Linked DNA regions of Homo sapiens: region 1 is linked to region 2. A link is a loop called in an ENCODE intact Hi-C map of the cell type or tissue named here. Cell type or tissue: PC-3. All regions are shown on one strand. Links, peaks and the distances in the headings refer to the core of each region. The heading gives the core; the rest is flanking DNA. Region 1 overlaps PRKACB (protein kinase cAMP-activated catalytic subunit beta). Region 2 has its middle 55 kb from the start of SAMD13.

Region 1 (5,396 bases), core at 220-5,219, 73 kb before region 2:
AACATCGACTATGTTCTATACATCAGCAACAAACAAAAAAGGTAATTTTTAAAAATCTCCCTTTTACAATAGCAACCAAAGTGCTAAAGAACCTAGGTATAAATCTAATAAAAGTGTAATAAGACCTTTAAGGGAAAAAGTATAAAATTCTACCGAGGGATATTTACCTAATCTTTAACAATCAGACATGATTTTTTATACTCATTAGATTAGCAAAAAATGGAAAGTCCAACATTAACAAATTTTGTTGAGGATATAGAGCATCAAGGATATGGTGGGACAATAAATTGATGCTACCATTTACTGAGTCATTTGTTACTGCCGAAGTTGATACTGTGCATTCCTTATCATCTAGGAATCCATTCTTAACTCCATATTGTCGGGAAACAAGACAAAATATTTGAATTCAGGCCTTTCTGGAAAATCCTTGACATATGATTGTAGTAGATATAATACTGCTACAGGAAAAAGCCTCATTGAACAATTAAGGAAGTAAAATATACTTCAAGGAGCATTTCAAAGATTGCCTGGGTCATTAGTTTTATGACTATAAATTTACTTTGAGTTTTCATTACAAAATTATGTAGGAAACATCACGAGTCAAACATGGCATGGATGGCCTACAAAATCCATAGCATCCCCAGATGGAGAGCTGTTGGGAGAGAAGGCATGTACATATGATTAGTTGTGAATGAATACACTGTGTGAATTCATAGTGTATCCATCTATCCATGTAGATGCTAGTCAAATAAGTTAATGTATTTCTTTCTAGAATGATTATTTAAATATATGTCTCATTAAAAGTGTTTATATTTTTCCATATAAAACTATAGTAAAAATTTTTATTTTTCACAGTTCAGTGAGTCAGTCAATTATGCTGTTCACTTGTAACTAAGACTTGATGAAAAATTAACAAGTAATAAAACACAGAGAGGAAAGAAGAGTAAAATAAATTTTGTAATAGGAAGTGTAACTTTCATTGCCTATTAAACTTCCAAATACTCATATATATGTGGCTTTAGTCTTTATAGAAAGACTAATTAATCATCTTAGAAATCAAAGGTAGGCATAGTCCAATCCAATAAACTGTACAATTACAACTGAAGTATTAAAGTTGTTTTTTATACTCGCTATCATTTTTAAGGTTATAGTGAATTTAGTTTGAATCAGTATGTTTAATATGATGAGGCAAGTGCCCCTTCAGCAAAGTGAACACAATTATTCTTCAGTTTCAAAGGACAGAAGATGATAATTTATTAACATATTTCCAGAGAAGAGTTTTGGTTGGTTAAAAAAAAAGGATATCCAAAGAATTTCTTGTAATCCTTATATAATACATTTTTGGTATGTATGTTCAATTGTTTTATCATTCTATTTCTATGTGCAGTACAGTAGTGAACATGTATAGATGGGTAACTTCTTGTAGGTATGTTATTTTATGTGTTATTTAATCTCTGTTTATTCTTTTTGATCAAGCACGCAAATCATCAGATGCATCTGGTAGGAAAACCCCTTTTTTTACAGAATAATTCTGTTACTTTGATTATCGTAAGCTAAATTTTTATGAGATATTTTGTGGCAATTAGAATATTTTGTGTTGAGTTTTTACAATTCTGTTTACTGAAAATATTTTTAGTGTGTGTGTATGTGGGGAGGGGGAGAGTATTTTTAGAAATACCAAATAAAGCTCTAAAGAGGTAGATATTTGAATAGGGGTGGAAGAAGATGGACTAATGCATTCCCCTAGATTTACACTTTCCAGAGATTTTTCTGCTGTTATTTAATGATAGAACTTGGTATTTTCATAGGTAACTTACCTTAGTTTCCATCCTCTTTTGTTCTTTCTGGCATGCACTAAATAATTCTTAAATAGAATAATGCTTTTATTAAGGTAAAAGAGGGAGATGAAACTAATGACAAAGTAGAAGGAGCATGAATTATTATCTTTTCAGTAACAAATTTTTAAACTGTTATTACAAAAATGACACTATTAAAAACATTATTGCTTGTGGTTCCTAATATTTTATCTTTCTCTAATAGAAAATTTTTAATAGCCCTGTTCCTTATTCCCTACAAAAATAGCCATCAACATCTAACATATTGAGACGTCTAATCCTCATCATCCCTCATTATTTTATCCTATTCCCCTCTCCCTTAGCAAAAGATCTTGCCTTCTGGTTCCCGGAAGAAATAGAATCTAGCAACTGTGAACTAACTCAGTTTACTTCTGTTTCTACCCATGCGTTGAAAAGCATCACTATGCCAAAAAATGCCTCCCTGATTCGGCATCTGCTTGCCTGTGCACTTCATCTCCCACTGATGTTTTACATGTCCCCGATGCTGCAGTTATTACAAGTCAGTTGCTGTTTCCTGGATAAACCATGCTCTTCTTCCATGCCATTTATGTAAGATCGTCTCAGCCTAGGAGGTCTTTTTCCCCAACTTTATCTGCCAGAGGAATTCTTATCTTTCAAGATTCAGCACAAATGCTGTATTCTCTATTATGCCTTACCTTACTGTCCAAGAATTTCCCCCTCCCAGCTCTCACAGCACCTTATAATTGCCTTTGTTGTAGTCTTTGTCCCATTCCATTATGATGATTCATGTAAGCTTCTCATTTCCTTAACAGTGGAAATATGTTTATTCTTTGTAGTATTCAGAGTCTAGCTCAGAATCTGACACCACTAAATGGTGCTCAATAAATACTGTTGAAAAGATTGTTAAACCAGCACTGAGGAAGTGGAATGACTGAAAAATACTAAAGTTTTTCAAAAGGAAGAAACCAGGTGTTATAATGCGTAATGTCTTTCCTACAGTAGATTTTGACTGAATAACAGAACTCCAGAGATGGTATTGCAATAGTTACAGGATATGTATGTCAATATTTGCTTCTTAATATTGTTATGAGGACTATTGTTGTGAGAACTTAAAGTTTTTGTTAGTTGTTGTTTTAAGGAAAATAAGAAGGTTATTGATTTTGGCACTAAACAATAGTTACTTATTTCTTTACCATTTAATTTGAAGATAACTTATTTGAATACATACAATCAAATAATTGAATTTCTACATTAACATTTTATTTCTGTATATAGTATTCTGAAAAAATGCGTATTGGTGACTTCATGCTAATATGTTATTCATATAATTTAATCATTTTCTAATTTATTTTTTGGACACAAGCTTGCTCCTCTTCAGAAATATCTGGTAGGCAATTACTTTTTAATAAAACAAATATTACCTTTAAAATTTTTTATTTATTGTTTGCAAGTTTTTATTTTCCTTATAAAGTTATATATTTTTAAGTATATCAAGTTAATGAAATATTTTCATTGATGAAGGAAATAGTTTGTTTAGTTTTGTTGGGTTTTATCTATATAAATGATTTATATTGTAATTTCTTGTGTGGTATTTTAGAAAGAATAACTGTAGCACCATGAAACAGTAGATGTACAAAGTAGTAGAAGAAAGATTAATACAGTAAAAGAAAGATAAATAAGTAGAAGAAAGATTTATAAACTCTTAATACAAAATATGAATGATATTCTTTTAAGAATTGGATAATGGTATACTGTGACTAACAACATACTCTTTTTATCATAAGCAGTAACCTAGTTTATCTTACACAGCAGTCAAAAATATCTAATAAATACATTTGTTAAATGTTAATAGTGAAACATTCTTATAGTGGAATTACCTGAATTATATGGGATGAAGTTATGCTGTGCCTGAATTTTCAGTCAGTTTTCCTAATGTTTAAAATAAACTTTAAAATCTGATTTTTAAACTATGTTCTATGTATAAATACATTGAAAAATTTGAGGGGGGATAAGAAGTAAGTTGTGTTTTTATGAACTTGTGAAAATGCATAAAAATTGTCTCTCTTTTTTTTTTCATCTCTTGAATGTGGGTGAATGTTCCTGCAAACAAATCTTGGGTGAACATGTAGATTCCTTTGGTATGCTCATTTCCTTTAGAATGCAATGTGATAGACTATTTAAATCATACAAACAGAAAAAATATATAATTGAAAATGTATACTTTTGGGAATAAATTAATTTTTTGTGTGTCCTCTTTTTTGTAGTATCTACTTTGTTCAATTATTTACCAGTAGAGAATAAAATGTGTTTCAGAAAAATCATTCTTTGAAGGATTTTTTTCTTAAGAAGAGTTACTAATCACTGTTAGATGCTTTGGAGATAGGTACCTATGGTCACACAGCTAGGAAGTATTAGAGCTAATATTCTAACTCAGATGTTCCAAGCTCTGAAACCATCATAATAATTTAAGTGGTTAAATGTAGATATGGCTTATATATTAGAACACAATAAGTAAACTAAATAATTGAGAACTTCAAACTATATGCTTTATAGGGAATTCTGGGTTGAATGTGGAGCAGTATTTGAATCTGGCTGTCTCTGTCACATCTTATTTTATTAATTATCTGCCAACACTTTATTTCAGTGGATAGAAATTTTTTAAATAACCAGAGAAGAGAAAGGCATTTAGAAGTTACATCCACCAATATCTAAACATAATAAAATTCAAAGCAAATGCATGTGGTTCTAGATTGCTTATTGTTTTAGGGTTACACATAATCCAATATATTGTGAAATATTTTATTTTTGGTAGATTTGTTATTAAAAGATGTATATTTTGATTAACTTATATTTTTACAAATAATTATGTTTATCTTTGCATCTACATAGTACACATAAAAACTAGAGATTTCATATGTGTAGATATTTTTATATGAAAAAAAATGTTTCAGGAACAGGTTTTCCTCATAGAACTATTTAATAACATCATACTTAGTGCCCATCCTTTAATGTACTCGAAAAGAAAATCCCTTTATATTTTGAAGTAATTCACAAAATATAATAATATATTTGATTAATACTCATTTCTGATAATTTTCACATAAGACCTTTATAAAAACTTTTCCCTACTTTTACAGTATTATTTGACAGTAAACTCAGGAATATTGATGAGTACAGAGAGTATTTTAAAGAATTTCTTGCATATTCTATTAGTGAATAAAATTAAATAATGCCGGAAATTTTTCTTTTAGCTTATCACCAGGCAGGGAAAAGGAATTTTTTTCAACTTACCATCTTTGACAAATACTGTCAGTCCTTCCTTTGATCAGTTACTTTTTTCTTAACTCCAGATCCACTTAGCATAAAGTGACAGGAGAAGCTGAAACAGGATGTTAAAGTTGTTTTTTTTACCTTCCCTTACTCTTTTCTTTGTCTCTAAATTATTTATACTCATATAGGCATCTGGAGAGTTTATATTGCAACTTGATGTGCAAGTTCTATAAATAAAAGATAACTAAAAATATTTTTCAGAAGAAACAAGGGGTATATTTTGGGAATCACAAGTTGTTTTTTCTTAAA
Region 2 (5,396 bases), core at 277-5,276:
AAGAAGATGCTAATTAAAGTGAAGACACTAACTGGAAAGGAGACTGAGATTGATATTGAACCTACAGACAAGGTGGAGTGAATCAAGGAGCATGTGGAGGAGAAAGAGGGAATCCCTCCACAACAGCAGAGGCTCATCTACAGTGGCAAACATGAATGATGAGAAGACAGCAGCTGATTACAAGATTTTAGGTGGTTCAGTCCTTCACCTGGTGTTGGCTCTGAGAGGAGGAGGTGGTCTTAGGCAGTGATGGACCCTCCATTTTACCTCCCTACCCTGTCGCTCGTAATGAGGCATCATATATCCTCTCACTCTCTGGGACACCAGAGCCACTGCCCCCTCCCTTGGATGCCCAGTAATGTATGTCTACTGGTGGGAGACTGTGAGGACACCAGGATTCAGTATTCCTGGCCCAGAGGGCCCTTGCTGACTATTGGATGTTAGTTTGGAGTCCTGTGTGCTTCTCTCTCTTATGGCTGTGTCCCTGGTTGTCAATAAAATATTTCCTGGCCTCCTGGAAAAAAAAAAAAAATTAGTGCTATCTAGTTAGGTACCTCTCTACCTCTCTACCCTTCTGTCTCAATATGTGCACCGAGAATAGTGTAATAATGTTATCAATGGTATGAGATTTGAGGTTATTTCCTAATTCTTCCCTTATACCTTGTTGAGTTGTTTGCATTCTTTGTAATGATAAAGTAATTAATCAAAGATAAAAATAAACACGCCCAATAACAGAGCATTGATTTAATACATTTTTTTTAGATCATCAATCTTGTAAGAGTCCTACTCTTAACAAGCCATTTTCACCAGAGTTCAGTCTTAAGAAATCTTGATTCTTTAATTTCTTTTTTTTTTTTTTTTTTTTTTTTTGAGACAGAGTCTCGCTCTGTCACCCAGGCTGGAGTGCAGTGGTACAATTTCGGCTCACTGCAACCTCGTACTCCCAGGATCAATTGATTCTCCTGCCTCAGCCTCCCAAGTAGCTGGGATTACAGGCATATGCCAACACTCCTGGCTAATTTTTTTGTATTTTTAATAGAGATGGGGTTTCACCATGTTGGCCAGGCTGGTTTCGAACTCCTGACCTCAGGTGATCCATCCTCCTCAGCGTCCCTAAATGCTAAGGTTGCAAGCGTGAGCCACCGCACCCAGCCTGATCCTTTAATTTCAAGATGGAAAATGTGATACTACATCATCAATATGCTTTTGTGCAAGCCACCAGATGTCACTAAAATGGCTTCTCTAGCATTATTATTGCCATGAAGAAATGTTTCCTCTCATTCTTCATATCTCAAACTCGTGAGAACCCTTTCTTTTAACAGCCAGACCACCGTCATGTGAGGGAAAAAAAAAACCCTCTTATCTTCACTGCCAATTTCTTCACCACAATATGCTAAAAACACGTAATCAACACAACCAACTTTTTATTAAAGTTTTTACTATTTTTTAAATAGTGAGTCAAAGTCAGGAAGCACATGGCTGAGTTGGACTGTTTTCTGTCAATAAATCATGTGGTTAATTGGACATCCAAAAAAAAGCCTCTTTTATTCAAGTAGCAATGTCCTTCTTTGTCACTTACTTATCTGTTGATAACCTTATTCCTGTTTATACCATGGTTCAGAAAATAATCACTAACCAAACAGAAGTTTTTTTCCATGTGATAAAAAGCTGCTGAGTGTTTTTCCTTCATATATCACCAGCTCCTAAAATCCAATTCAGAATCTACTCATCAGCCATCTTACCTAGCTTTAAGGTAAAAATACATTGCTCTAGATTATATGCCACTGATAAGCTTTTTCTAATTTTGCTTTCCCTCCATAGATATCACTTGTCAGTTATTTGGGACTGGTTTTACAGATTTCCTAATAATAGTGTGTCCAGTACTGATTTTTGCTAAGGAGTTAGACTTTGAATCGTGCTTTTGTACTTCTGGAATTGATAGTGATCAAACACACTCTCCCTAGCAAGTGGCGGACCACACAATGAAAAGTCGTTTTTGCAAAAACAGAACAGCAGCTGACTCTCATAACCAGGAAGGCTGAGGAGGGACTTCTGTCCAATAAGATCTAAAAGATCAGAAGATATAATCAGAACTCTGCCTTTCTCTCTCCACCTCTGGGCCATGCTTTCCTCAGAATTGACTTCATCCTCAATAAGCACTCTCCATGGGGCAGAAAATGAAACCACCAGCTACTCCAGACTCACACTTTCAAAAGAGTTTTGGTCCCAGTTAAAGGAGAAGGAAGTCTCCTGCACTATATCAAGCCCGAAAAGGGACTCTGATTGTCCAGCCTGGGTCAGAGCCTGCTTCTGTGGCTGGACAAAGAGAAATACATGATTGAAAGCCTCATCAGAATTATGTGCATTGGGAGAGGGGTAGTCCTCCAAAGAAAGATGTGCTGGTCAGACAAGAAAATAGCCGATGTTCACTAAAATCTCTTCTTCACCTTTAAAAATAAAACCCAACAATTTTGTATAGAAAATAATTATTTTAAAATAAAATAATTATTTCCTGTTGTTTTGGGAAAACTTTATGGGTTGATGAGGGTGATAGATGTAACATTTCACTGATACCATACCACTTGTTAAGAAATTATCCTAATAAACAACATGATGGATGAGAAGCAAATAATTGCCCAATCCTACAAGATCTTGCTCTCAAATATTTATGACTTTTTCCTCCTCCTCCCACTTTTATTTTTCTACCACTTGTGAGAAATCATGAAACTCAAAGATTTGTTTCTCCTAATACATAGATTCAAAATTAATATTCTCAATAGAATCAGCTTCACAATTTAGGATTTAAAAATTATTATGAGTTAAAAGTATCAATTTCATTATATTCATCACCACTTTTATCTTTTAATAAAAATTTTGAAGACTTTTTAACAATAAGACATTTAACAATAACGTAATTAATGTGAAATATTATTCAAAACAAACTATACTTTGTTAAGTGAATGTTATTTTAGGGAAAATGACTAAACACTTGTGGGACATTATGGCAGTTCTAAACTTGTTTGCAGATTCTTTGACATTCCTCCTATTGAGAAGAGGGGACATTTCTCCTATTTTCCCTCCCTTTGAACGTGTGCTTACCTTGTTGACTTACTTCTAACCCATATAGTGCAGGAGAAGCAATAGTGTGACTTATAAAAGCTGGGTCATAAAAGAATAATACAGCTTCAACCTTGTTTACTGAGATACTCTAATTCGGAGATCTGAGTCACCATACAAGAAGTTCAACTATCGTGCTTACGTCAGCAGCACATATACTAAAACTGAAAGAAGTTCAACTATCGTGAAGCACAATGCTGTGAGAAAGCCCAGGCCAAACGTAGAAGCCGTACATAGTATTCACAGCAGTAGTATCTTCATGTGAAATCTGAACCAATGGCCAGCATATGTAAAGATTCCTCCAGATGATACCAGCCCCATCCGTTGAGTCACCCCCAGTGGTCAGTGATCCCAGCTGAGGCCTCAGGCATCCTGGGGCAGAGATAAGCCATTTCTTTTGTTACCTGTTTAAATTTGCGATCCATGAAATTTCTAAACATCAAAAACTGATTGTTTTAAGAGGCTAAAGTTTAGAGTAATTTGCTAGGCAGCAATAGATAAGTGGAACAGATATGCCGAACTGTTAAGCATGTAATGGGTAAAATGACAGTAAAATTCTGTTGTGTACACATCAGCTGGGCAAAAACTGAACAGCCTAATGATATAACTATAGCAAAGACGTGGAGCAATCAAAAAAAGCTCTCATACGCTGCATTGGAAATGTAAATTGGTCAACCATTTTAAAAGGAAAACTTGGCAAAATCTAGTATTAATAACATTGCCTAAGCACATGTCCTGTGACCACATGTTTCACTTATAGAAATATAGCCTAGGAAAACTCATTTGTCTACTAGGAGATAGGTATTTAAAATGTTCTTTGCAAAATTATTTGTAGTAGCAAAAAATTGGAAGCAATCTAAGTAGCCATGGAAATGAAAATGAATAAATAAGTAGAGGTAAATTTACATGATTAAATTATATACAGGTGAGAAAATAATGAATTAGACCTACAAACATCAATATGGATAAACTTCAGAAGTATAATGCTGAATGGAAAAAAGATAATTGCAGAAAATTTTCTAAATATACAGTTTATGTAAAGTTTGATTTCTTATGAAATAAGACTATTATTATTACTATAATATTTAAGGATATACATATATGTAGCAGCATAGTGGTTAATTAATTGCAAAGATTATGAAGCCAAACTAACTGGGTTCAAATTGTACATGAACACCAACTGTGTGTCTGTGGAAGAGTTACTTAATCTCTATGGACTCTTCTCACCAGCAAAATGGACCAGCCTAACCAACGTGGTGAAACTCCGTCTCTACTAAAACCACAAAAATTAGCTGGGCCTGGGGGTGGATGCCTGTAATCCCAGCTACTCAGGAGGCTGAGACAGGAGAATCACTTGAACCCGGGAGGCGGAGGTTGCAGTGAGCCGATATCGCACCATTGCACTCCAGCCTGGGCGAAGAGAGTGAACTCCGTCTCAAAAAAAAAAAAAGGGAATAATAATAATAATAATAATTATACCTATCTTATAGAAGATATAAGAAGTTAGCATTTTTAAAGCTCTTGCAAGAGTGCCTGGAACATTAAAGTGCTCCTTTGGCTAATATTGTAAATTGAAAAATTAAAAGAAGTGCATGGAAATGATAAACACCAAATGAAGGGTAATGGTTACCTATAGGGTGGAGAAAAGAAAAGAAATGGAGATGAAACTCAGGAGCTGGGGGCACAGGAATTATCCTGTGTATTATTCTATTTTATTTTATTATTAGTGCTTCCTTTCTTAACCCGGATGACACATATAAGGATGTTAATTGTATTTGTGTACATTTCTGTGTACCTTAAATATTTCATAATAATTATTGAAAACAACAAGGACTATGAGATTTCTGGGAAAATCTTAACCAAATGATCATATTAAATCTAAAAAATGACACTTCTGGACTGAGACAATGTGGAAATGCTTCTATCAATAAATAAAAACATAGAAATGCTGGGCAAAACAGAACAACAGCTCAAATGCTCAGAAATTTTCAAAAAAAAAATAAAGAAAATTTCCAGGTGCTATAAGTGAAAGGGGTACTCAAAGCCATGGTGCAAGCCAAAGCTGATACTCTTGTGGTTCATGGAGATAGTGAAGTGGCTAGAAGCTCTAGGAACTGGCCATTGGAGTTTTATTGCCCACTAGGTCAAAAGATGTTGCCTTAGGCACACACAAAAAGAGTAACGGTGATGGATACTTGTGCATTAAACTTGCAGTCTAAAAACTGAATATCAATGAAAAGGGTACTAGAAGTATCCAACCTTCATCCTTGGCCAATGGC

The links. Peaks named below come from ENCODE experiments on the same cell type or tissue, not always from the same donor. Only the 100,000 strongest peaks of a DNase experiment are listed, where the experiment ranks them.
Region 1: it touches region 2 in a loop (2.5-fold over the local background); 7 of 110 quality-filtered maps call a loop at or near these places.

What each region holds. Positions count from the first base shown.
Region 1 is chr1:84,171,853-84,177,248 of GRCh38, forward strand. The region is part of intron 1 of PRKACB (protein kinase cAMP-activated catalytic subunit beta); the gene reads left to right. Among named protein-coding and RNA genes, the nearest start is that of PRKACB, 30 kb to the left of the region's middle. In PC-3, for the core only: no CTCF peak of the experiment used is centred there; a DNase peak (open chromatin) is centred at 2,589; H3K27ac peaks cover 932 bases.
Region 2 is chr1:84,244,328-84,249,723 of GRCh38, forward strand. It overlaps the pseudogene NEDD8P1. Among named protein-coding and RNA genes, the nearest start is that of SAMD13, 55 kb to the right of the region's middle. In PC-3, for the core only: no CTCF peak of the experiment used is centred there; a DNase peak (open chromatin) is centred at 3,284; H3K4me3 peaks cover 1,152 bases; H3K27ac peaks cover 4,469 bases.